Linked DNA regions of Mus musculus: all the other regions are linked to region 1. Evidence: chromatin loops called from intact Hi-C (ENCODE). Cell type or tissue: left cerebral cortex. All regions are shown on one strand.

Region 1 (8,000 bases):
TGGGGATGTCATCCCATTTCCCTAAGAATGGGAAAGCCACTGCTTCCAGGGTGTCCTTTCTTGTGTTGAATTGACATCATTAAAGGACATTGTCCCCAAACTCTCAGAAATAGAAAACATTCCGCAATAAATCTGTCACATGGGGTCCTTTGGATACAAACAACAAAGCCTGAAGAAAATTCTGGAAATATTCTGAGAAGCTGAAAGGACTCAGGGGGGAAAAAAACAAAAACACTGAAGAATCAGACCTCAAGAAAGCAAGCTTGGGGCTGGAAAGGCAGCTTAGCGATTAAGAGCACTGTCTGTTCTTCCAGAGGTTGTTCAATCCCCAGCAACCATATAGTGGCTCACAACCACCTATAATGCGATCTGGTGCCCTCTTCCGGCATTCAGGTGTGCATGCAGACAGAGTACTTATATACATACAATAAATAAATCTAAAAATAAAAAGCCAAGCCTCTGTAGTCATAAAAAAAAAAAAAAAAAAAAAAGCTCTGGGGATCTTGGTGAAAGGAACAGACAATCTCCTCAGAGAGCAGCCTCCTGTCAACTCTAACCCCCTATCTCTCACTCTACCCCAGGATCTGGATAGAGAAATACTGTTTTCCAAGGGGGGAGTTGTGATGTTGTATTGAGACAAAGTCTCATGTAGCGTAGGAGGCCTTGAACTTACTCTGAAGCTACATGAGGTTGAACTCCTGATCCTTTTGTCTCCATCTCTCCAGTGCTGGTATTGTAGTCACATGACACCACATCCCACTGGACTTACTGATTGGTGCCAAGAGGCCTCTCCTTCATATATATGTTGATGGCTTGGCTCAAGGAAGAAATCATGACTGTCACTAGCTTCTGGAACTGTGTGTAGTGAGCAAAGGCAGGCTAGCCCAGAAGAAGCCAGGGCTTTCTTGTTCAAGATCAGAAAGATCTGCCGTTGAGAACACAGCTTGTGCTCAATTCTCCTACTATGCATTTTCATCAAGAGTTAATTTAGCCATCGCCTGACAGAACCTCCCCACATAATACCAAAAAGATCTAGGAGCCTTGAAAGAGACCAGAGTAAAAACAAACTCCAAGGAGGCACCAGGCTAGCATCGTGGATGTCAGCTGTCTAAATCACCCTGTCTCATTACTGCATCACGTAAGGCCAAGACTTTGCAAACTTGATGGGAATCTATTCACTGAGCTCTTCTTCCTGTCCTTTGTTTGACTGTGAAACCGAGGCATCGTGGAACATCCTTCCTACTCGGTTTTGCTTCTTTGCTGCTTCTGTTGACAGTGTCTGGAAACAAGAAAAACGTGCAGGCTATAGCTAGGCACCCACTTCAAATCCTGATTCTACTACCTTTCTTCTGGTTGGCATTATCCTTCTGATTACCCTTTACAGTGTCAGATGTTCTATAGTCTTCCTTCTAGATAAGATTAACTCCACTCTGTGTTAGAAATCAATTGAGGAGAAAATCCTTAAGATTAGATTTCTCTCAAATTTCTAACACAAGTCTAAATTCTGGGATACAGCTTCCTAACACCTTTTTACTAAGACAACTCACATTTTCCCATGCTGTGAATTCTCTCTCTTGTAACAAGGAGCAAACCTCACTGTTCAAGTACAGAGGAGACCCCAGTAGTCTTTAGCCCAAGAGTATTGGTGACAATTTTGGGTATTAAATGAGTGACTGTAAAGTCACTGTTCCCACCACTTAGCAAAAACAGGACGTGAGTCAGATTTTTACAAAGTGTATTGCTTGATCATTTTTTTCATTTCATAGGGCTAAGGTCAGCTCCGAGAGTTCAATCCTGCTCAGCACCTGCCGGGAGTTGCTGCCATTCCTTTAAGGAGTGCTTTTTAACTAGTCTTGCATGGCAAAAGTTCCCTGATGGATTTTGATTTTTAAGGAATGAAATAAACACATCCATTATCCTACATCTTCCGTTTAAAACCACATCTGTGTGAACCCAACACCTGCATGCAAATGTGTGTATTTAACAAGGTGAGAGAGCCCGGGATTTACTAAATTCGTGAGATTTGACTTCAGTTCAAGGACAGGAGATTCAGAGTCATTGGGAGACAGACCTCTGGGCATGCATGTGTTAGATTATCCTTAATAATTAACTATGTTAATTGAGATGGAAAAGAGACCCACCCACTGTGGATGGTACCATTCCCAGAGACTTGGACTAGATAGGAAAAATAAAATGAGCTAGCACAAGCTTTCATCATTCGCTGTTTCTCAAGGACAGATGACCAGCGCTGACCACACCCCTGCTGCTGTGCCTTCCCCAGAATGATGGACTGTAAGCTCAAACTGGGAGCCAAATTCACATTTTCTGCTGAGGTTTCTTTTGCCAGGCAGGGCATTCTTGTCAGCTGCAGGTAAAGTAAGACAATCACATACCAGACTAACAGTATTATGTGATTTTTGTATGTGTGTATGTAGACAGAATTTGCAGTGACTATTTTTCAAAACATTTTGAAGTTAGAGAAGAAATTGTGTAGCAGACATACAAGTAATTTTGAAGAAGATGCCATTCTCCGGTGGAATTTGAGCCAGATTTAAGACTGAAACAAAGATTTAATTTAAAAATTCTCTGCCAAAGACATGACCTTCATCTTTTTTCCCCCATGAGATGTCTTTTAGAGCCTGCCTGCAAAACAAATCCAACTCCCATGAGAATGTAAATCAAGTTAGGGTATGAAATAACATATGCTACTTACTGGCTTCACACAAGTCAGAGAGTGGAGTTTAGGTTGCAATAAACTTCAGGATACCCAAGAAGACCTTTTATTTCAAGGCCTGAGATGATTAAATGATGAAAAATGCTCTTTAATAATTAAACGTGCCATCTGTACAAGGCAGTGTGACCTTTCACCCACAGTCTCTCACACTGCTCTAGAATTTCTGCAGTTGGCACATATGCTATCAGAAACCCGTTGATATTCTTCCTTTGAAATACTAGAGGAGTGGACTTAAGGCAGCTGTTTTTGGGCTGCCAGGTTTCATTGAAATGTGGGCTTTAAATGCCCTTGCTTGTCGTTTTGAGTTAACATACCTTAATCACAAATCTCACCATAATATAATTCAGCCGATGCCTGAAACTCAATATAGTGGAACATTTGCTGAATCGTGCACTTAGCAACACTCGTCCGTCAGAATGTATGTGCTTTCCACTGAAACGCCTTTCCATGCTATATATGCACGCCCAGAAATGCCTTGTAGATTATAAACATTCCTTTTTCTCTAACAACAGAGTACCAACAATTTCCATTATTCTCCCCCACCCTTCTGAGGAATGTCCAAGGACTGTGACATTTGGAGAGAGAACTAACTGCTCCAGGGTTTAGAGATTGACAATACTACTAAAATATTGATGTGATCCTGTCATTCTGTCAACATGGTAATTAGACAGTCATGATGAGGATCCTTGTCTGATTGTCTTAAATGTCCGATCAGGCACCTTCTACAGGTATAGTACCTTTACAATGGTCAGAGGAAAGGGAAGGACATTAGTCACTGCAAGCGTAGTTTTTCTGTCTTTAGGAGAAGAGATGTAGGCACTGACTATAACAATACCCACTGATTAAGCTGTAAGCAGATGGGGTACTGTTTATCTGCTGTCCTTTGACAGGCTATTTATTTAAAAGTTCAGCTGTCTGGCCACATTTGAATGCAGTTGGGGTTGATCTTACTGCTGCCTTTAGAGATAAAGGTGACTTTCACTTCCATTTATAGCCTTTGTTGTGAATGTTTAGCCAGGTTAGAGATAAATATAGTAGACTATTTTTAAAATATGCTATATACTTTATGTTCAAAAAGACACACTGGGGGGGGGAAGAGTCATAGAAAATGGTATTCATATTTGTTCCTCACATAAACCAACAACCAGGATCTAGGAGAATTTACCTTGTATCTTTTGTTGATATATGTATCATTCAAAATTGGAATGCTGGCATGTTGAACTCAAGATAGAAAGTCACCGAGCATTCATACTTAACACAGGCTGCATTAAGCCTTCCCTCCAGCAAGACGCTAAACTGAAGTCAGAAAATGAGAGTCTATTCATTCTTTCATTTATTTAAAAATACTTTTGATTTCCTCTGTAACGAGGTACAGGAGTATCACCATCACAGATGAGATATTTGATAACTTAATCTTAGGTTAATATAGGTATCAGACATGTAAAGTAAATATGCACAATATGAGGTGATTTTCATCTGTTTATAGGAATGGGTCTGGTTATGTTGGTAAAGTGCTGGTTAACTCTCCAAATCCACCCTCCATCCCTCCCTGCCCTGCCTTGTCCTTCGCAGAGGTACTGCCCAAGTTTCTTTGCCTCTCTGGCATGGGTTAAGAATGGAGGGGAGAGAGAGAGAGAGAGAGAGAGAGAGAGGGAGAGAGATTGTGATATATGTCCCCCTCCTACTCTATCAAACAAACGAATTTCTGCAGCCTTGAGACCACAGCTCTCATTCAGCGAGCAGCGGCTGTTTCTGATCCAGCGTTCTGTGTAGTCCCTGCTGATGGTATCTGGTAGCATCTTGCCTTCACTCTAACCCCTAAGTGCATCACTGTCCTTTGTTCTTGTAACTTCAGCCACACCTCTGCATTTTGTCCCTTTATTTAAGCATTCTAATGAATTCTTCAACTTGGCTCTGCACTGAGGCAGAGGGGTAAGGAACAGCAAAGAGTAACAGAGATATTACATCACCCTTACCCTCCCATCCTCTCCATGGTCCCCAACAAACTAAACTAAAAAACACACCATTACTGTTGCTACCAACAGGTGGCAGTAGTTGTCACACGTTGAAATTTATGGACAGGATTTCTTCTGTTTGTTGGCTATTTCCACCTTTTGGAAATATTGACTCTGTACCTGATCAATGCAAAAATCTAAAAAAGTGCCTGGGAACTACTTTAATGGGCACACATTTGCTTTTGACTATGGCAAGATCAGGGGTTACTTCTGAAGCAGGGAAGAGAGAGGAAGCAGGGTTTGTACAAGCACGAGGAATGATTTTGTGGGGCGGGGACCAGGAATAATTTTGAAAGACAAAGAATACGCTGATCAAAAAAAAAAAAAAAAAAAAAAAGAACCAGTAAGCTGAATGACAACAGGGAAACCCTTCAAACTGTGACAAACTATGAGGGAGTGAATGGGTTCCCTCCATATTCATGTGCTGAAGTCCTATCCCCCGTATTACAGTTTAGAAACAGGGACTTCGAGGATCAAATTATGGCTAAATGTGATCATAAAAGTGGATCCAAAGCTATGAATACTTCCGTCCTTATGGGAAGAAAAGCTGCCAGGGGCTTGCATGCCCCGAGAGAAGCTACCAGGAGATGTGAGAAAAGCTCCAGGAAGGCGCCACTCGAGAAACTTAGAGAAGCCCCAGCAGAGGCCAACCTTGCCTCCGTTTTGATCTTAGATGTATAACCTCTAGAACTATAACCATTCTGTGTTCAAGTCAACCAATCTGTGCTTTCTCCTTTAAAGCACCCTCCCAGACTACAGTTACCAGTTAACCATCACTCAGAGTGAGGCTAAGTAGTGTTGGCGAACACAGCACCACGTCCCAGAACTCTTCCAGCAGTGTTTGTGTTAGTTTGGGTCCTCGAAGAGTCATCTGCCAAAATACATGCAGGTTATCCATTAGGGCACTGTTGGAAAAGATGAAAAGGGAAGGGCCAGAGAAGGCATGGAGAACCTTTAAACCCTCGTACAGCACTAACACCTGTGAAGCAGAGAAGACAGAAGTGTTGGTTGGCAGGGGTTCAGAACACCTCACAGTTCCAAGAAAGTTTCAGAGAGATTTATGGGTAGTCTGTAAGCCAAAATCTCCCACTCCTATTAGCATCCCTACAGTGTTTAGTCTTGACTGAGCCATTTGCAGGAAGCACAGCATGCGGATGAATACAGCGCAGGAGTCTGCGTCACAACAGCTGAGCTCACCACGCACGTGTGCTTTGATCTGGGCATTCACGGCCCGATTCTATGTCATGGTGGCTTTTAGCAGATCAAATCCTTCCAAGTCTGAAACCAGAGGAGACATGCATCCTTGCTCCAGCCTTCTGTAAAAGCTCTAAGAGTGTCTTAAATTGGATACACTTAGAATCATTTGCCCAGGCCTGAGCGAGGAAGAACTCAACGCCTGGAGTCTCCCAGTTCTAACATTTCAGGTTCTGCTTCCATGTCAGGAGCTGCACCATAAGAGCCAATGAGCAGCAAGAAGCACACTTCCTGAGATGACGGAAGGGTGTGTGTGTGTGTGTGTGTGTGTGTGTATGTATGTATGTATGTATGTATGTATGTATGTGTATGTATGTAGCAGCTAACTCCAGTTGCTTTCCAAAGGCACTAGCAATTCACAGTTGTGCCAAAGGTGGCTTGCCCCACATGTCCAGCAGCAGGGTTAGTTTCCTTTGTAAACGGTTGCCCACCCGATGAACACAGCATCACAGTTCATTACTACTCTTTTTTTTTTTTTGTACTAGCTATGATTTTTTCCCCTCGGGATTTATTTCCTACTTGGACTTTACTTTTCTATAAATGGGCTCTTGATATCCCTGCTCATTTTCTCATTTTGCATTTGTGTCTCCCCTGCTTGTGAGAACACATTTCATATTACAGCAAACAGTGCTCTGTTTCATGTCTGCCTAATAGACAAGGAAAAAACCGAATTCTTGATCATGTCTTTCCTCCTTTCTTACGGGTCAATAGTAGATACTTCATTAGTAAGTCACAATATAGATCATAAATATGTGAGGAATATGGGAAACCATTCCATCATCCATTTTTAAAAACAAACAGAATGGTCATTGCTGAAGGACACATTGCCATCGTCTCCCATCACTTAGCGTTCACTCTCCATGCTCACACGGAGTCAGGAGTGCTCCAGGCCCAGTCGTTCTGGATCAACCTCCCCCAATGCCTGCCTTGTCCTTTAATTGTGTACAATTATTATATATCTGAAAGTTCATTTTTTTAAAACATAGATTTACCTTAAAGGGGAAAGTTTATATCCTTGTCATTGTATATTTTAACTACTAAAAGATTATGAAAATAAGAGGTTCATCTGTATACTACCTAAAACACACCATATGTTGACCAACTGCATTAGAACACACCAACTGTCCCAGCCAAGTCAAGGGCAGGACTAGAAGTTTTCAGACAGTGAGTTTCACAGCCTCCTGTGTACCACACCGAGCAGGGTAAGATCGTAGAGATTCATTTATATCTGAGGCATGCTATCCTGAATGGCAAACCACTTTATATATTATGGACATTGGAAATTAGAACTTAGTCCTTTCATCAAAAATCAACAATATGTCAGAAAAACAAAACAAACAAACCAAGTAGGCTTTGAGGGCAGAGAAAGAGACCTTGATCAAGTCCAGCGGACAAACTGCACGTGGTATTCAGGGCTTGAGACTAGTGCACACCCGGAGTGTGATCTTGAAGTTCTTATTCTAGCCAGAACATTCTAAGATTCTGCTAATTATGCTGGCATGAAAGGGTCAGAACAGGAGGGCCCAGCGCCCAGGGCTGGGCAGGTTCCCTGAGCAGGATTATCCTGTCTAGTCCGGTACCCAAAGGGGGAGAGGAGCCATGTGCTGGCTGAGGGCATGGAGCCACATCCTCCTGCCCGTTTTCCTCTCTGTAGCTCTCATCCAGCTGATTTTCAACTTATCTGACCATAAGACTAAAACCCACCATCACTGGAAGCGGAAAATCGAAGCAAAATACGTTGAAAAGGGTGAGTGACTTGTGAAATCAGGCACAGTGCTATGGCTGTACCCCACTGGCTTTTTGGTTGGGGTATCCTGACTGGCTCAATTGTCCGTTTCAAAATTTGCCTTTTGGTGGTGGTGGTAAGACATGTTTAAGGGAGCTTTATGTTTTGGGGGAAATCTTGTTAATATTGGACTTGTTCTTCCTTTTACTACCTAAACTGTATTGATGAGAGCTGGAGGTATAAACTGGCTACCCGTTTTAATATAAAAAGA
Region 2 (8,000 bases), 220 kb after region 1:
CCAGGTGTACATACTTGGTGCATGACATCACAGCCAAAGCCATGTTTCCGCTGGTTTATAAGCAGGGGGACAATGTATGCATAGTTCATATATCACTCAAATCAATGGAAGGGTGCATGCATGTGTATACAGCAGGTATACAAAAAACTAACATATTTCAAAGCAAGTACAAGTCTGAAGTGATTAAGATTTGACAAAGGGAACAGAGACTGAGGTGCAAACCCACTGTCAGCAGGGAAATTGAGGAGGCAATGGATACAGGTGAGAAAGAAGGGGCTGAAGTCCAGGGAGCAGCAATACTGTGTCCCAAATGAGATTGCAGAAAGCAAGGTGAAAATAAGAAAGGCCTGATTCATTGCTGTAGTCTGCATCGACCTGTTTTTTTTTTTCATTAAATTCAGGGCTCTCCCCTTTTATGCAGGTTCTTGTGAGCCATCACCGCCTAACGTTCCTTGGTAGCAGCAGCTCCATCTTTGGACTTCCAATTTCCAGACTAGATCAATTTCATAACTGAAGATTTTTTTCACATGGACATATTTTTTTCAACACAGATTTGTTTTTAACCAAGAAACATGAATAAACCCATCACACCCAAACTCTGTTGACACTGTAAGTTACACAGATGTGGCAATACAAATCTGCCTATATTATTTTGGTGGTTTAGTAAAAAGATATGAAATCAACTTTTCAAAAATGATATTTGCACAACGTGTTTATTACAGTTCACTCCTCAGTTTAGAAAAGCTGAGTTATGGAATCAGCATAAATGTGGACCATCAATGAATGGAGAAAGAGGGAGTGGTGCGCAAACACAGAGGGACACCATTAGTCTTCATAACAAGGAAATTCTATCATTTCCAGCAGCGATGGAGCCAGAGAAAACTGCTTGAGGGAAGTAAGCCGGGCGCAGAAAGGAGAACACAAATTCTCAATTCTGACGCTCCCATAAACAGCACCAAGGGCTTAAGGATAGCTTGAGCTTAGCTACTGAATGACTCTTAAGTAGTTAAGCTCAGCGCCTTCAGAGTTGCAGTGTTTTGAGGAACTATTTTAACTAAATGACAGTTATCCGAATATGAAAGTTTGGGTGCTCAGTGCCATTGATGGAGAGCAGTTGAGCTGTAGAATTTTCAGGTTTACTCCAAGGTCAATGCTTAGGCCTGGTGAAGCAGCAGCAGCATTGGAGAAGCAGTCAGCTAACGACTGTAAATGCTCACTCAGAAACCTCCCCAGGGCGCTGGAGAAAGAGCCATCTCAAGTCAGGGAAGCATTTCGGGAGGTTAACTTCGGTTTCATTGCGGAGATGAATTTACATGGATGCCAGATTAAACTTTGTCAGTCTTTTTTCCCATTTTTTTTTACAAATCCAAATGAGATGTTTATTTATAAGAACTTTTATCCTTTTTTTTTCTCTCTGAATCTCAAAATGTTTTGTAGCCTCTACTGTGTCCCATTGAGGTTTCAGATACATGTCACTGTCCCTTGTAAAGATGTTCTTCATTCGTGAAAACAGTGACTAATTTACTGATGAGCCCCATGTCCCAGCACTGCCTTGACTGCTATTTTATGGCCAACTCTAAAGTTGTATTTATTGATACCATATTTTTCCCCTACAGTTCTCCGTGCTCCCTGCCCATTTTGACTCTGTACCCTCCCCCAGACTTTGTTTATACTCCTGTCACCAGCAGCTCTTCTGCAATTTATAAAGTGTCAGGAAGACCCAGGACTAACATAGAGAAGCCCCTGATTCTTGGGTGGTGGTGGTGGGGTTCTTGTGTGAAGATAAATAGAAGAACAAAGCAAATTAATGTGCAGAGCTAGGGCAGCAGGCTAGGGATGGAGAGGAAAGATTATGCTGAGGTAGTTGCTGAAGTCCAGTTAAGTAGAGCTAGGGCCAGCAGAGTGGGCCAGTGATTGGCAGGTCAGAACCGTGGTAGGGCAGAGAGAAGAGCAACGGTGAAGATGGCTGTAGCAGTTGTCAGCATTGAGGAAGTGGAAAATGGCTGGCTTGACTGAACAGGCTCAGTTCTGCACAGTCAGTGCGCCCAGCCCTGCCTGGAGCCCTTGCTCTTCAGGCCCAGCCAATGGCTGCCTGCCTGAGGAACAAATGGTTTATCTTCTAGTTTCAGGTGGACTGAGGCTGGTTGCAAGCATTTATCTCTGGCTTCATTTTCCTTTGATTTAGAAGTAGGTGGACTAGCACCTTGGTTCACCCCAGATATTAGGGGAATGAGTGAAGGCATGTAGCAAGCCGTGTGCTGTTGAGCATGAACGCACACATGCCTTTGCCAGAACACCTCTTCCTCTCCACCGGCCGCCTTTCCTTCGTATCCGTTGGTTGTTTATGCCCCCACTTTCTCCTTGTGATGTTAGAATTTCAGGACTAAACTTGAGCTCCCCCCATTTTACTGGGCCTCATGTCCAGTCCAGTCAATAGCAAGCATTGAAACACCTCTTTATCTGTCCACCCCCTAATTCCGTTGCCTTCTTTACGGTCTTGTCCAGAAATTTGTCCTTGCTTCCAGAATGTCTTCCCTTTCCTCCTTGTCCAGATTTATTTTCTATACCAGTTCCTTGTTAAAAACTGAAAAGCCCCACCTAGCCCACTATCTGTCTATAATTCCCTTAAGATGGACATTTTGAATCAAGGCAACCACCATTTCCCATGGGATAAAATGCCCGATTTCCTGGTACGCGACACACGACCATTTAAGCTCTACTGTTGAACCTTCTTGCTGCCACTGTGCTTGGCCATCGGCTCAGCCAGCTTCCGGCTGAGGCTTCACGTGGCTGCTCACGTGCTTTTCCCATCCAAGCAGAGCCCAGGCTCCTCAGATTTATGTTACTTACTCTAAAGAGTCTCCTGAGATACAGCAGGGAGCTTATGTCAAAAACTTACATCGCCAGGGATGCTTGGCGTCTGGGGCATGAGGATGAAATGTTTGAGGGCAGACATGGACCATTGAAGGCCATCCAGGGCTACATAATGAGACCTTCTGTTAGAAGAATAATAAGCATGTTTTATTACATTATTATAACTTGTTTTACTTATTTAGAATCATTTTCGGATAGCTTTTATAAGTGTTTGAAATCATTATCTGAAGTTTCTTTTTGAGTTAGATTTAGCCTAATCTACTTGCAAATTTAATTTTGGTATTTGATTATTACAGATAATTTCATGTCTTGCTTGCTATGCGTTTATATGTCTGTAATGTTAAGACATTAATATGACCTGTTATATGTCTCAGGTCCTTGTGAATAGTAGGCACTTTATTTGTCATCATTCCTTTAGTTCCTTGGATGTAGAGAATGTATGTAGCTGTTCACAGTGCTGTGTATACAAGTGCATGCTTGTGGAGTAAATAGAGAGGTGTTTTGTTTTGTTTTGTTTTGTTTTGTTTTGTTTTGTTTTGTTTTGTTATTTTTATGGTTTGTCGCATTAACCCTTTGCATACCACATTAGTTCACCCACAGTTTCAGGAAGAACAAACCATAAGAACTGTTGTGGCCAAGTGACTAAGCTGACATGGAACCTAAGCATTGAATTGTGGGAAGGAGTTTACCTAAGATAATTTTAGACCCAAAACATGGAGTTGGGAAAAATTGATGAGTTAGTTTAAGAATTAATCAATGTTTTTAGAGGCCTCGCTTTGTGTTACAGAGTAATGAAAAAAGCCGGTGATTGGCATGGTTTGTACTCAGAGCCTTAAAATGGGGACAGTAGCAATAATAAAAGAGCATTTTAGGATGTGACAGATAATTAAATCCTACATGATTCAGATTTGAAGCAGTGTTGGCTTTGCCAAAGAAGAGTTTGTGCATTGGAAGGATGAGCAACCCTATCGAGAATCTCAAGGCCTTAAAGATGTTTTGGACGACCACTACTCTTCAGGCACGTGGTTCACACAATTAAAATACTTTCTGATATTAGGGAAAAACTTGGGGTGGGCAGCTACCTTCATCAGAAAAGTGTTTGCCATGCAATACCAGAACCTGTGTAAAGCCTGGCATGGCAGCACATGAGGTTTTATTACCTTAGCTCTGGGGAAATGGTTTAGACCAGTGAGAAACTGAGGGGGAAAAAAAAAGGTGGACAGCTTCCGAGAAACAGCATCTGAACTTGACTTGTGGCTTGCCAAAGCATATTTATGCATACGCACCCCTCCCCCAAAAGTGTTTATTTCTTAGCTTTGATAAAGAAAAAAGCACATAATAGTTTTTATTTAAATGAAAATTTTATTTTTTTATATTTTATTTTTTCTTTCATGTTGCAGAAAAAAAATCAAGTTGATTATTTCTCAGGTGATATTTGGAGTGATGAGGATGACGTCTTATGAAGGAGAAGTGTTTCATTTGTATCCACTGGGCTGTGATGGGTGAATGGTCTCTTCCTCAGCCTCTGGCAACACACAGACTCAAGCCCAGCGCCTGGGGAGTACTGGCCACTCACCATTAGCACAGTAGTTACCGTCTCTCATTACTAAATTTACCATAAAATTGAATATTTATAATTATAGATTACCATGTTATTTTAAAATTTCTTCTGTAAGTTATTTTTCAGTTTTGCTGTACCTTACTCTAATTTTTGAACCATGGTGCTTCTCTTTCCAGGCATAGAAAATCCTAGTTCAAGTATGAGGGAGAGATCAGCCTCTCTCCTGTAGGGGGCGCTAAGAGAGTAGCAGTTAGTTTTCCTTTGCCACCCAGTACCCTCTGGCATGACTTGGCACAATTTACTTAAAGATTGCATGCCCTGGTTTGCAGGGTTTTGTTTTGTTTTGTTTGTTTGTTTTTTGGATTTTTGTTTTGTTTTGTTTTGTTTTTTGATGCTGTCATGGGTCCTAAGCCCATCAGTAATTCTTCAGGCTCATAATTATGCAACTGTCACTTTGGTTCAGTAAGTGCTACACCTGTGCAAAAAAAAAAAAAAAAAAAAAAAAATCTAACCTCCTGCATTTGGTGCATGGTAATTTTAGAGTCCTCATTATGCCTCATTTACATATGACAAACGTTATGCATATAGACACATCAAACCATTTCCCAAGCATTTGTAACATGAACGCTGGTAGCCTAAACTTGGCCTTCTCTAGGACCTCAGATGATGATTTAATGGCACTGTCACTCAGGATACTTTCTGGCTTTCTCTAGTGCCTTTAAAAATTGAATTGAGCAGGATAAAGTGCATCCCTTTGATTAAATGTTTTTCCTCATGTGCAATTACCGCGAGCTGTCTGCCTCCCGTTCTGTATGCTTTTGAAGCAGCACTGCATTGCAAATCAATATCTTTCTGGAGAGACAGGGTGTAGTGGATTGCCTGGACAGCATATGCGTGGTTCCTCTGGCTGCAATGCTGCTGCAGAGCCCGCTCACTCTGCCTTCCTGGGAACCCCACAGGCAAGTCCATCGTGTTTGGAGGAAGAAAAGAGATCATTCTAGGGAAAAAAAAAATTGACCTATTAAAGCTTTCAAGACCGACTGTTAGCATGTTCTTTGTGCTCTTCTGAAACGTTTTTTGTTTTGTTTTTTTGTTTTTTTGTTTTTTTGTTTTTGGTCTTGCTCCACTGAGATCAGCTTCTCTGGGTGATCTCTGGAATTTTTTGTGCTTCCCCCTTTCTTGGTTGTAGTACGGCCGTACCATTTCAGCTTGCTAGTGCAGAAAGATGTGAATTCAGTTGCTGTCTGAGGCTGGCTTGGTGCAAACACATTGCTAGAGATATGTTAAGGAGTTCCAGGTGAATCCGGCTCAAGAGAGACAACAGCATAAACGGTAAGACAGAGCATGCCTGAATCATAGCAAGGGCTTTAATTTGGAGCATCTCGGCAAGTCTGAATCCTGACTCACTCGTTTACAACTTGAAAAGGATTCATTCTGTGCATGTCATGCCACTCAGTCGATTCTATTTAACTGCCAAAACCAGCAGAGATTGATAATGGGGTATTTAAATTAAGGATCCGACGGGGTTACTCAGCGAATCCCCGGAGGCTCCCAAGGCTATTGCCTGGAGTTTGTAAACACCAGGAGCAGATAAGATGAAGAAAATGTTCAGTGACTGCTTCTTTGCCATAGCCGAGTCTGATTTCTTTGGAAACTAGTCTACCTTTTTTTTTTTTTTTATAGCTTAAAGAGATCTTGCATATGGTTTTGCCTGGCTATGCTTAGCTGAATGCCCTCTGAGTCAATCAACTGAAGGACGGGAGACCACTTTTCCTTTGGGTAAACTGATGTCTGTGAATTTAGCTGGATTGGGTCTGAGTAGAATTGATATCTCTACTATACTAGAAATCCGGGGCTGCTTCTCTGATCACCTTACCCCTTCTCCTCCTCGAGCCCTGACATGCACCTGCTTTGAGTGTGTGTTTCTGAGTAGAGGTCAGGGTGTTGCCACTTGGCATCTTTATACCTGTAATGGTTTTGCTCTCCTGCATAGAAGTGATAATTCTTCATGCAGTTCTGCTTGAAGTGCCAGCTAGCTCTACTAGTGGGCTGTTAGCATTATAGATGCTGATGGAGAACCCCTGCATACAAGAAAGGCTGGGCTAGTAGACAGGCTACACCAAAATGAGGCTTGCCTGTTCATGAAGAAGATGACAAGCAAGGTTGAAATATAAACCCTGACAGAGGATGAATATCTATTTACTTAATTAATTGGGGCATGGTATTAAGTAGCCAGGGGGGTTTGAAGTTGAAGGATATATTTTCATATTGTTTACATAAGAGACTAATACATTAGATGATCCTGTGAATTTGTCTGGGTCTACCTTTTATGTGGGTGCTAAATTTTAAGGGTGTCAGCATTTGATATTTTGCTTTAAAATATTTTACTTTGTATGTTTGAACTTAGGAATTAACTTGAAATGTGAATGTTGTAGTGAGTGAATATTAGTTGACCAGATTTTCAATAACTTGCATATTGATCAGAAAGTAGTTTTTATATAATTTTGTGATACAAAAAAGTAAGAAAGACTACTTCATTACCTTATAAGTTAATCGAGAAAAACATAGATGGAATCTAAGATTTATAGTAAGTGACTTATTGGAGGAGGAGCCTCTGTACTTATTAAAAATTAAGCATAAAACTGGGCTTTGATTTCTAGGAATGAATATTTGGATTTTGTTCAAAGGAGAGTTGGAATTTTCTTGTATTTCGATCAGTCGTTTATTATTCTCTAAAAAGGAAAGAGAAATATAAACTGGTGTTTTATATCTAAGTCTGTTGAGATGAGTCTGTTTTCTGTCTTCTGAGAGTGCTATGTTCTAGCTATTTATATTTCTACCTTCACTTTGTGTACACTGCGAGGTTTTTGTTTTTTGTTTCTTTTTCATCTCACAACAGGAGGAATGGAATATCTGCAAAACGTGATGTTTAAAAAGGGGGCTAGTGGTGTGGTGATGCGACATATATTTTAAAACCACACTTGTCTTCATCATGCAGGCATTCAGTGTCTCTGTATAAGATGCTGGGAGACATACTTGCAGCAGTAGAGAGGAGCGGCCAGAAGCTTAGGTATAGTAATACTACCTCACAAGAAGTAAATTTGGAACGTTCTAGATGGTGGAATGGCGGCTCAGGAGAGCCTGTTTTATTGTAGGCAGTCACTCACATGCAAGCCTTGGTGGAGAGTCTACTTGGTGACAATGATGAATGGAACAGGTTTATCTGGTTTCTGCCCTCGTGGATCTTAGAATCTTGTTTTTAAAAGATATTTTGAAGAAAAACAATCTGTGGGGAGTGTTTGCTTTTCCATTTTGGTAACTGTGAGAGAGACACTGTATGCTTTGATTTTTTTAAAACTGTGTTTAAAATACACATTATACAGAATTTGCCAAACCTACCATTTTTAAATTTATAGTCTAGTGGCATTATTATGTATATTCAGTGTTTTGTGGTAAATAATTACCCCTATCCATGTCCAGAACTTCTTCATCATTCCAAGTCATTAAATATTTCTACCATTCTCCCTTCCCTTCACCCCTGACAACCTTGGTTCTACTTTCTATG
Region 3 (8,000 bases), 200 kb after region 1:
TTAGAAAGTAAGGCATAAAAATAAAACCAAATAATTTGTAAGTTATAAATATGAACAGTATTGTCTTGGTCCTCAGCTTACATTTAAGTACTCTGTATTGTGATTTTTTTAAATAATTTTAAAATTTTATTTTATATGCATTGGCGTATGTCTGCCTGAGAGTGTCAGCTCCCCCGTAACTGAAGTTACATACAGTTGTGAGCAGGCATGTGGTTGCTGGGAATTGAACCCAGGTCCTTTGAAAGTGCAGCCAGTATTCCTAACTGCTGACCCATCTCTTCAGCCCCTGTACTTTAGTTTTTAAAAAAATTTTCATCATGATTACCCAAAGCCATTTTTTAAACTGTAAAATGTACTCACATTTGGCTACATGCAGCCTAGTGATTTTTAGACCATTCATAAATGTCACTTGGCATGTGTTTATCTCTGTTCTGATCTGTGAGGATATAGCAATGGGAAAACCAGATGAAAGGCCCTGTCCCCGAGGAACTTAGCTGTGGAGAGAGGCAGGCAGTAAGCACCCAGGTTTCACAGAAGGGACACTTCTATAGACATGAGGCCTACATATACATAGACATAGGGTATTCATATAACTGGGGCATTAGTGTTTTCAGCAACAGTAAGGGGCCACTTGGAGTGGAACCGAGTGAGAGAGGGGGAACTCGTAGGGATGGAGTCAGAAGTGTATCCTACCTTGTACAGATTACAGGCTGCTACAAAGTGGCATTTACTGTGGAGACAGGAACTGTGGGATGCTGGACTAAAGCCTTCCCCTTTAAGAAGATGGTCACCCTAAGAAGTAAGCAGCCAGAGCCTGAGACCCACTAGACCCTTCTCCCCTCCCTCTGCCACACTAAGGGGTTGTTTAGAGGCCTCTGGGCTGTGGCTTCACTGCTCCTCATGTGCTGTCTTCAGCACTGCCTGCCTCCTCCATGGTCTTTGACAACTGTGCTACCCTAGACTAAACCACATGGTCCAAGACTTGCTTCTGGCCCTGGAAACTTACAGAAAGCCGCCAGAGGCTACCTAAGACCTCACCATGGCCACGAGGCTCCTTCTCTTACTAAAGCTCATTCCTGCAGGGCAGTTACGTGTCAGCTCCTTTCATGAGTCACCCAACTGCTGGCCTTCCATTTCCATAGCTAGCAAAGAAGTTTAGGCTTGGGGTTTTGACACAGGGTCTCTGTAGCTTTGGTTGTCCTTGTACCCAAGATCCTCCTGCCTCAGCCTCTTGCAGGCTAGTGAACATTTGTGAGTTGGTGGTGAGATGTCCAGACCCAGGTTCAGTTCCCAGCACCCACATGGCCACTCACAGCTGTCTGTAGTTTCAGTTCCAGGGGACTCACCAGCTTCTTCTGGTCTCTGAGGGCAGCAGACACACACATGGCTCATATGCACACATGCAGAGGAAACACTCACACTAAACTAAATTTGAGTAGAGTGAAGCGGCTTCATGTCTGTTTCAAAAGGACACTTTATCAGTTATGTGGGAAAATGACCGAAATAGCAGGAAACTAGGTGAGATGCTTCTGAGGGAGTCTTCAAGGGGAATCTTGCTGATGTCATCATGCCTGACTAGGAAGAGTCCTGGAGATCCTGAGAAATGGTTGGAGTTGTTATTTTGTGACCAGACTCAGTGACTGAAAATCCAAAGCATGGGAGGGTGAGTCAATTTCAGGGTTGTTTTTGGGTAGTTGAAAAGTGATTCTGGTGCATATGAGTTCAGGGTCAATACCACGTGTGTGTCACACTTAAAGATCTGCAAAGGAGAGATAAAGGCAACATGGTGTGCATTTCATGTTTAGACTTGGTTTAAAGATGTGTTTTATTGCAAATACTTGAAGAGTTGCTCTGACTGCCCACCGTATGGTGCTGATACACCTGACAAGTCTTATGGAGGTCAAGAACCTACCTTTTGTTTTTATTGCTTCAGCTTTTTGACAGATACACACAGATATTCTACTATCTGTTTATCTTGTAATGACTTAACTTCATGTACAGTCCATGTTGAACGACCATGTGTTTATTTGAAAATGATGTCATAATTACCCAAATATGTTTTGAGGAGCTTTTCAAAGGTTGATTAAAAAACTTGATGTTCCAGGGTACGACAATACCAGGGTGGGGGCTTCTACTTCTCAGAGGAGAAGTGGAGAAGGAAATGGGGGAGGAGCTGTGTGAGGGGGGACTGGGAGGAGAGATGGATGATATTGGGATGTTAAATGAGTAAATAAATTAATGAAAAAAATAGCCTTATAAGCCACTTTATCTGTCACTTTAAATTCATGAACTTTGTTTGGGCACATGGTACATATATTCTTCAGAGCCAACAGGTATACTATAGTACACTGCTGTTGTTTTTAACATTTGTATCCAGCTTGACTTGGTACATATATTCTTCAGAGCCAACAGGTATACTGTAGCACACTGCTTTTCTCTTTAACATTTGTTTCCAGCTTGACTTAGTAGCTTACATGTGCTCATTTGCCTGTGTTCTCATCTGTCCTCTCTTGGAAATCATTCCTGTCGCAGAGTGCAGTAGGTGCTTCTGTCCCACAGAACCTGCTTTTCTGGATCCAGGCTCCTGGTTTCACTTGGTCTTAGCCCCGAAGCTCTCCCATTCCCTTGCTGTCCCCTCAGCCTGACCACTTGTTTCAGCATGACCTCACACCTCTTGCTTTCTAACTTTATTTCTAGGAAGGATCTCACTCTGCAGCCTATGCTGACCTCAGACTCCTCCTGCCCAGGTCTCCCAAGTGTCATGACACAAGCATGAGTCACCAACTCTGGCCTACTTTCTTATTTCGAAGAATTAGTTAACCAGTGACTTCGAGAGAAGAGCAACAGGGAGACTTTCTGTTCCTTGGGCCTTGTTATTGCCCTGATTTCTTTTTTTACATTCAGTTGGTATGTTGGCCACATACAGAATTATAGCTGAAATAATTGTCCCCAAAGAATTTTAAAATCATCACCCTGTTGTTTTTCTGGTCCCTGTATGCATTGTCTTTTCCTTTTCTCTTCCCTTTGGTATTTTGAGGCAGGGTCTCATTAGATATCGCAGGATAGCCTTGGACATGCAGCTTTCCCGCCTTGGCCTCCTGAATGCTGGGGTTTAGGTGTGTGGCACGATGGTGTGTGGCACCATGGGGTGTGGCACCATGGCTAGCTGTTTTCTTACTATTAAAGCATTGTTCTGTTCGGTGTAATGTCTGTTATATGTCGTCTCCCTTTTCTGTATGTTGTTTGTGCATGTTTGCTGCTGTTCCGAAGTGCGTGACTTGCATGATTATCGTATACTATCCAGTGTGTGAGGATAAGTCTTGACATGCTCTTAGATTAGCCCTTTACCATGAGCAAGGTTGATTAACAAGTTGCTTTCCTTTAGGGTAATGACACAGCAAACAAAATGCTTTCCAAAAGATTCAATTGTTTTTGGAGACATCTTTCTCTAGGATAGGAAAGTCTAATGGGTTAGATCAGGCCCTGGGAATGTGAGCAGATCAAGGGAGTTGAAGAGAGGTTCTAGTGAGCACAGTATTCAGTCCTTTGAATTTAGTGCTGTGTTTCCAGTTTCCAAGGGCATAGATGTCAGTATCTTCAGATGACAAATAGCCTAGGTACACTGGGACAGAATGGCAGGCAGGGGCCTGCACCTTTCACTGTGACCTAAGGAGATCGCGCAGCTCTGCAGCTTCAGCCAAAACTTCCTATTTTCCCTCCGTTTTCCAACCTGTCTGGATTTGGTGCAGACCTTAGCTCCCATGTCAGCGGCTCCCCACGAGCTTCCTCTACTCAGCCACACCAGTAATTGCACCTTCAACACTGTTGAAACGTTTCTCTCTTGGTCTGGGTTCTGGTGACTTTAGATCGTGTTTTGATAGAAGAGGAGAAAAAAGGTCTGTGGCCAAGCTGTCATGTGAAAACAGATGTCTCAGTCCTTACATGCGGGCTTTTGTGTTTTGTTTTAAAGATTTGTATTTTATTATTTTAGCTTATGTGTGTGCTTGTGGATATGCACATGGGAGGGCAGGTGCCAGTAGAGGCGAGAAGAGGGCGTCAGATCCTCGGGAGCTGAAGTTGTAGGTGGTTGTGAGCTGCCCTGATGTGTACATTTGGAACAGAGCCTGGTTTCTTGATCACTGAGCCATCCCAGCATCACTATTTGGGATTTTATTTTAGCTTTCTGTGCTGTAAGAATTTCACATTTCTGCCTTGAAATTATTTGTAGAATGAGGCCGAGTCTAAAACCTTCAAAAGTTCCTTTTGAAGGAATGTGCTTCTTGTAGGTAAGGAAACCATCTCGCTGTCATTGCAAAAATCTCTGCATACAGTCAGCATTATTCATATTTTATATAATAAACGCCATTTATGTACATGTATAAATGTTTATTCTGTGGCAAAACACTGTTCTGGAACTTCAGAAAAATCAAATGTATTCTTATCACAGTATTCAGTAGTTAGTGCTGTCATGATGATTTCCATTTTCTAGCCAGGGGTAAAGGTACTTGCTTGGGGTTGACCATCTGGAAGGTGATATATATGTCAGGATATGAACCCAGACAGTCTAGCCTCAGCATTGTCTATGACCTGTGTAACTGTGACTAATACTAATTAAGACCAGGATGACAATGTTGACTTTGTGTCAATATATAAGTCATAAAGTTTTTCCAGTTTCTTTCCTTCACCATGGTAGACATTAAAAAGCTTGCAGAACAAGTACAAGATTATGAACAAAACGCCTCTGAAAGAAGGAACTATTGAATGTCTTAGTACTGGTGCAATAAAAATGACAAATTAGGAATCTTATCAAGCCGTATAAGTCCCTTAAATGCTCCACGTGACTGTATATGTTCCATCCGGGATGGTAGGCGTTCTGAGCAGATAACACCCAGCAGTTTTGCTGCTTTGATTTCAGGAGTCATGGACACAGGTCTCCCTCTCACACTGCTGACGTTGTCTGGTTGTCCTCAAAGCAGACATAGACCAACTTTGTTACCTGGTGGATTTTTACCCTTTCTATAGCTGTACAGCTGCACAGAAGGAAGAAACTGTGGTGCTTCAAGTATATCAGAGACATTCTAGTGATCAGTCTCTGCAACCCTTCTCTTTGTAATCATCCCCATTGTGTAGGGTAGAACGGACTGGGCACATTTTTAGAGTGACTAGCATAAGATAAATATTGATGGCTTCCACTTACAACTGCTGTTTTCTTTGTGAGGTGTTAAGGCATTAAACTTTACTAGATAGCCCAGTGATTGGGTCTCATTTAGATTTGTTGCTCAGTAGATAAATACCAGAATTCCCCAATTTTTATCTACATGGGAGCAGAGAGTCTTCTAGGCTAAAAGATGACATAGGTGATACAACCCCTTCATTAGAAGGTAAGATTATACTGAATGGAGAACTGTAGATACTGTAACCTCAGAGCTCAGATGTGACTCCTGGAAAGTCCTCACTTGTCTGCAGCCAGCCCAGAGTCTCAGCATGTGTTTTGAAGGAACACACGATACAGACGCATAGGCACCAGAATTTGAGTCACAGTATAGAATTTCAGTGTGGTTCATTAAGATCTGAGGTGCTTTTAGGAAAATGGTGCTTTCTGGTCAACCTTCAAATTCAGAATCCCGAGAGGCTTGGTGCATTAGGCAGCAGCATGGACTACAAGGGATGCTTTCACCCGACTCGTGCCTGACTTCCAGCTCTGCCTCTTGTGCTATGACATTGGCTACACTGCTTCACAACTCTAAATGTCACTTTACCCTTACTGATTGGCTGCCATGACGGTGCTCATTTCTTTGAATAACAAGTGGAATTAAGTGGGCTACTGCAAATGAGCCTTTAGTAATGACTAGCATTTCATGTTTGTCTCCCACCAATACTCACAGGAATATTGGTTTGATTTCACTGACTCATCCACAGCATCTCTTCATGATGCTAGATCAGTTGTTTAGCTTTGCCCACGCCCCTCACTGCTAAGCCCCCTTCAGTGCCCTCCATTGTGTTCTGTATAGCCATTTTTTGAAACCTGGAACTGAAGAACATGTGTTCTTGGGGACTCCTTGGTGAGAGTTGTTCAGGTGTAAGCCCCAGGTGCTTGTTTTCCACTGCAGGTTTGGGTCCCTGTTCTTGGAGAAGGGGCGTGGCCGCTCTTGCTTTATCTTCTGATACCAGGAAGTCAGTCCCTGATCAGTTGTAATCTCAGGCCCCCACCCGTGATCACCAGCTCCTGAGTCTGGGCAGTTTGTATTCATGGAAAACACTTTATAGCTAGCGAACTAGACTGGACTTGCTTTTATTGAATCTCAGTCGGATGCCTTTTTCATTTATATATGTTACAGGTTTACTGTAGGTTGGGAGTTTACTGGAATGTGATAGGCCATTGTGGATCTGTATCTAAACATCTCCAGTGTGTCTATGTATCAGATTCTTAGCATTAGAGAATTTGGGAAGAAGCCTAGCAATCAGCAGCAGCATCACTGTTGATGGCTTCTCGGGGAGAACTCCTTACCAGGAGGGCTTATCATGCATACATGTACTTGTATTGTCTTTGTTTCAGTTGTGTGAAAGAACTCCAAAGTCAGACATCTGATTCCTTACAAATACAAACCCAGGCCTCATTTGCCAGCTTAGAGCATCGTTTATCTTTTTCATTATATTTTGCATAGGGGTCATCACATATTTCTGATGAAAAAGACAAAACAAACCAAAACAAAAACAAAAAACAAAAAACAAAAACAAAAAACAAAAAACAAACCAAAACAAAAACACCCCCCCCCCCCAAAAAAAAAACCAAAAAAAAAACAAACCTACTTTAAATTGGAGCTATTTTGTCTGAGAACCAGAAACTACTTTTCCCCTAGGGAGAAGTGTTTTGCCAACAGAGTTCTATAGTTTGTGGTATGAAACCATTTTTCCTGTTCTAGAAAAGATGCATAAAAATGTGAAGTGCATGAATGGAAGAATTGTACTTTTAGCCTGAATGTAAAAACCCAGATTCCCTTTTTGTGCTTGCTGTTATAGGAAACATTTCAGATTTTGTACATATTTGCTAGCTCTCCCTGTTTTTTTTTTTTTTTTCTTCCCATTTTGAGATGGCTGTGTTGTGTGTGCTTCCCAAAGGTATTTAAAATGTGACTACTTCTGTTGAATATAAATATTGAGGTCAATGTCTAAAGGTCGTTTTTAAATTTTAAAACATCTACACTCCTTCGTACTTAAATATTTATTGAACAGAAGTTGCATAAGGCACTAGTGGGGGACTCCTGACCCTGGGTTGTGATGCCAACAAAGCTTTGAAAGAAGCACTCCAAGGTTAGTGCACATGAGATATGTGCTCCTTGATCAGACACCTTGGGACTTTCATCATTGTTATATAAGGATATTTATTTATTTATTTATTTATTTTTTATTTATTACGTATTTTCCTCAATTACATTTCCAATGCTATCCCAAAAGTCCCCCATACCCTCCCCCCACTCTCCTACCCACTCATTCCCATTTTTTGGCCCTGGCATTCCCCTGTACTGGGGCATATAAAGTTTGTCTGTCCGATGGGCCTGTCTTTCCAGTGATGGCCGACTAGGCCATCTTTTGATACATATGTAGCTAGAGTCAAGAGCTCCGGGGTATTGGTTAGTTCATAATGTTGTTCCACCTATAGGGTTGCAGATCCCTTTAGCTCCTTGGATACTTTCTCTAGCTCCTTCATTGGGGGCCCGGTGCTACATCCAATAGCTGACTGTGAGCATCCACTTCTGTGTTTGCTAGGCCCTGGCATAGTCTCTCAAGAGACAGCTATATCTGGGTCCTTTCAGCAAAATCTTGCTAGTGTATGCAATGGTGTCAGTGTTTGGAAGCTGATTATGGGGTGGATCCCTAGATATGGCAGTCTCTAGATGGACCATCCTTTTGTCACAGCTCCAAACTTTGTCTCTGTAACTCCTTCCATGGGTGTTTTGTTCCCAATTCTAAGAAGGGGCACAGTGTCCACACTTTGGTCT

Evidence for each region. Peaks named below come from ENCODE experiments on the same cell type or tissue, not always from the same donor. Only the 100,000 strongest peaks of a DNase experiment are listed, where the experiment ranks them.
Region 2: a loop joins it to region 1, with 2.7 times the contacts of the local background. A loop is called at or near these places in 9 of 42 quality-filtered maps.
Region 3: a loop joins it to region 1, with 3.0 times the contacts of the local background. A loop is called at or near these places in 2 of 42 quality-filtered maps.

Annotation. Positions count from the first base shown.
Region 1 is chr5:5,478,616-5,486,615 of GRCm38, reverse strand. It overlaps Pttg1ip2 (PTTG1IP family member 2), which reads left to right and starts at 7,473. Exons shown (of 7, transcript NM_001200025.1): 1 at 7,473-7,750. The coding sequence starts at 7,603. Gm30325 (a long non-coding RNA gene) reads right to left here and starts at 7,449. Exons shown (of 5, transcript XR_868230.3): 1 at 7,347-7,449; 2 at 4,759-5,620; 3 at 674-1,279. In left cerebral cortex, a CTCF peak has its summit at 4,776 (motif pointing right); a DNase peak (open chromatin) is centred at 4,765.
Region 2 is chr5:5,263,347-5,271,346 of GRCm38, reverse strand. All of the region lies in intron 2 of Cdk14 (cyclin-dependent kinase 14), which reads left to right. Among named protein-coding and RNA genes, the nearest start is that of Gm30151, 100 kb to the left of the region's middle. In left cerebral cortex, a CTCF peak has its summit at 4,668 (motif pointing right); DNase peaks (open chromatin) are centred at 5,331, 5,714, 6,389, 7,465 and 1 more place; H3K4me3 peaks cover 3,308 bases; H3K27ac peaks cover 3,313 bases.
Region 3 is chr5:5,280,819-5,288,818 of GRCm38, reverse strand. The region is part of intron 2 of Cdk14 (cyclin-dependent kinase 14); the gene reads left to right. Among named protein-coding and RNA genes, the nearest start is that of Gm30151, 86 kb to the left of the region's middle. In left cerebral cortex, no CTCF peak of the experiment used is centred here; a DNase peak (open chromatin) is centred at 4,082.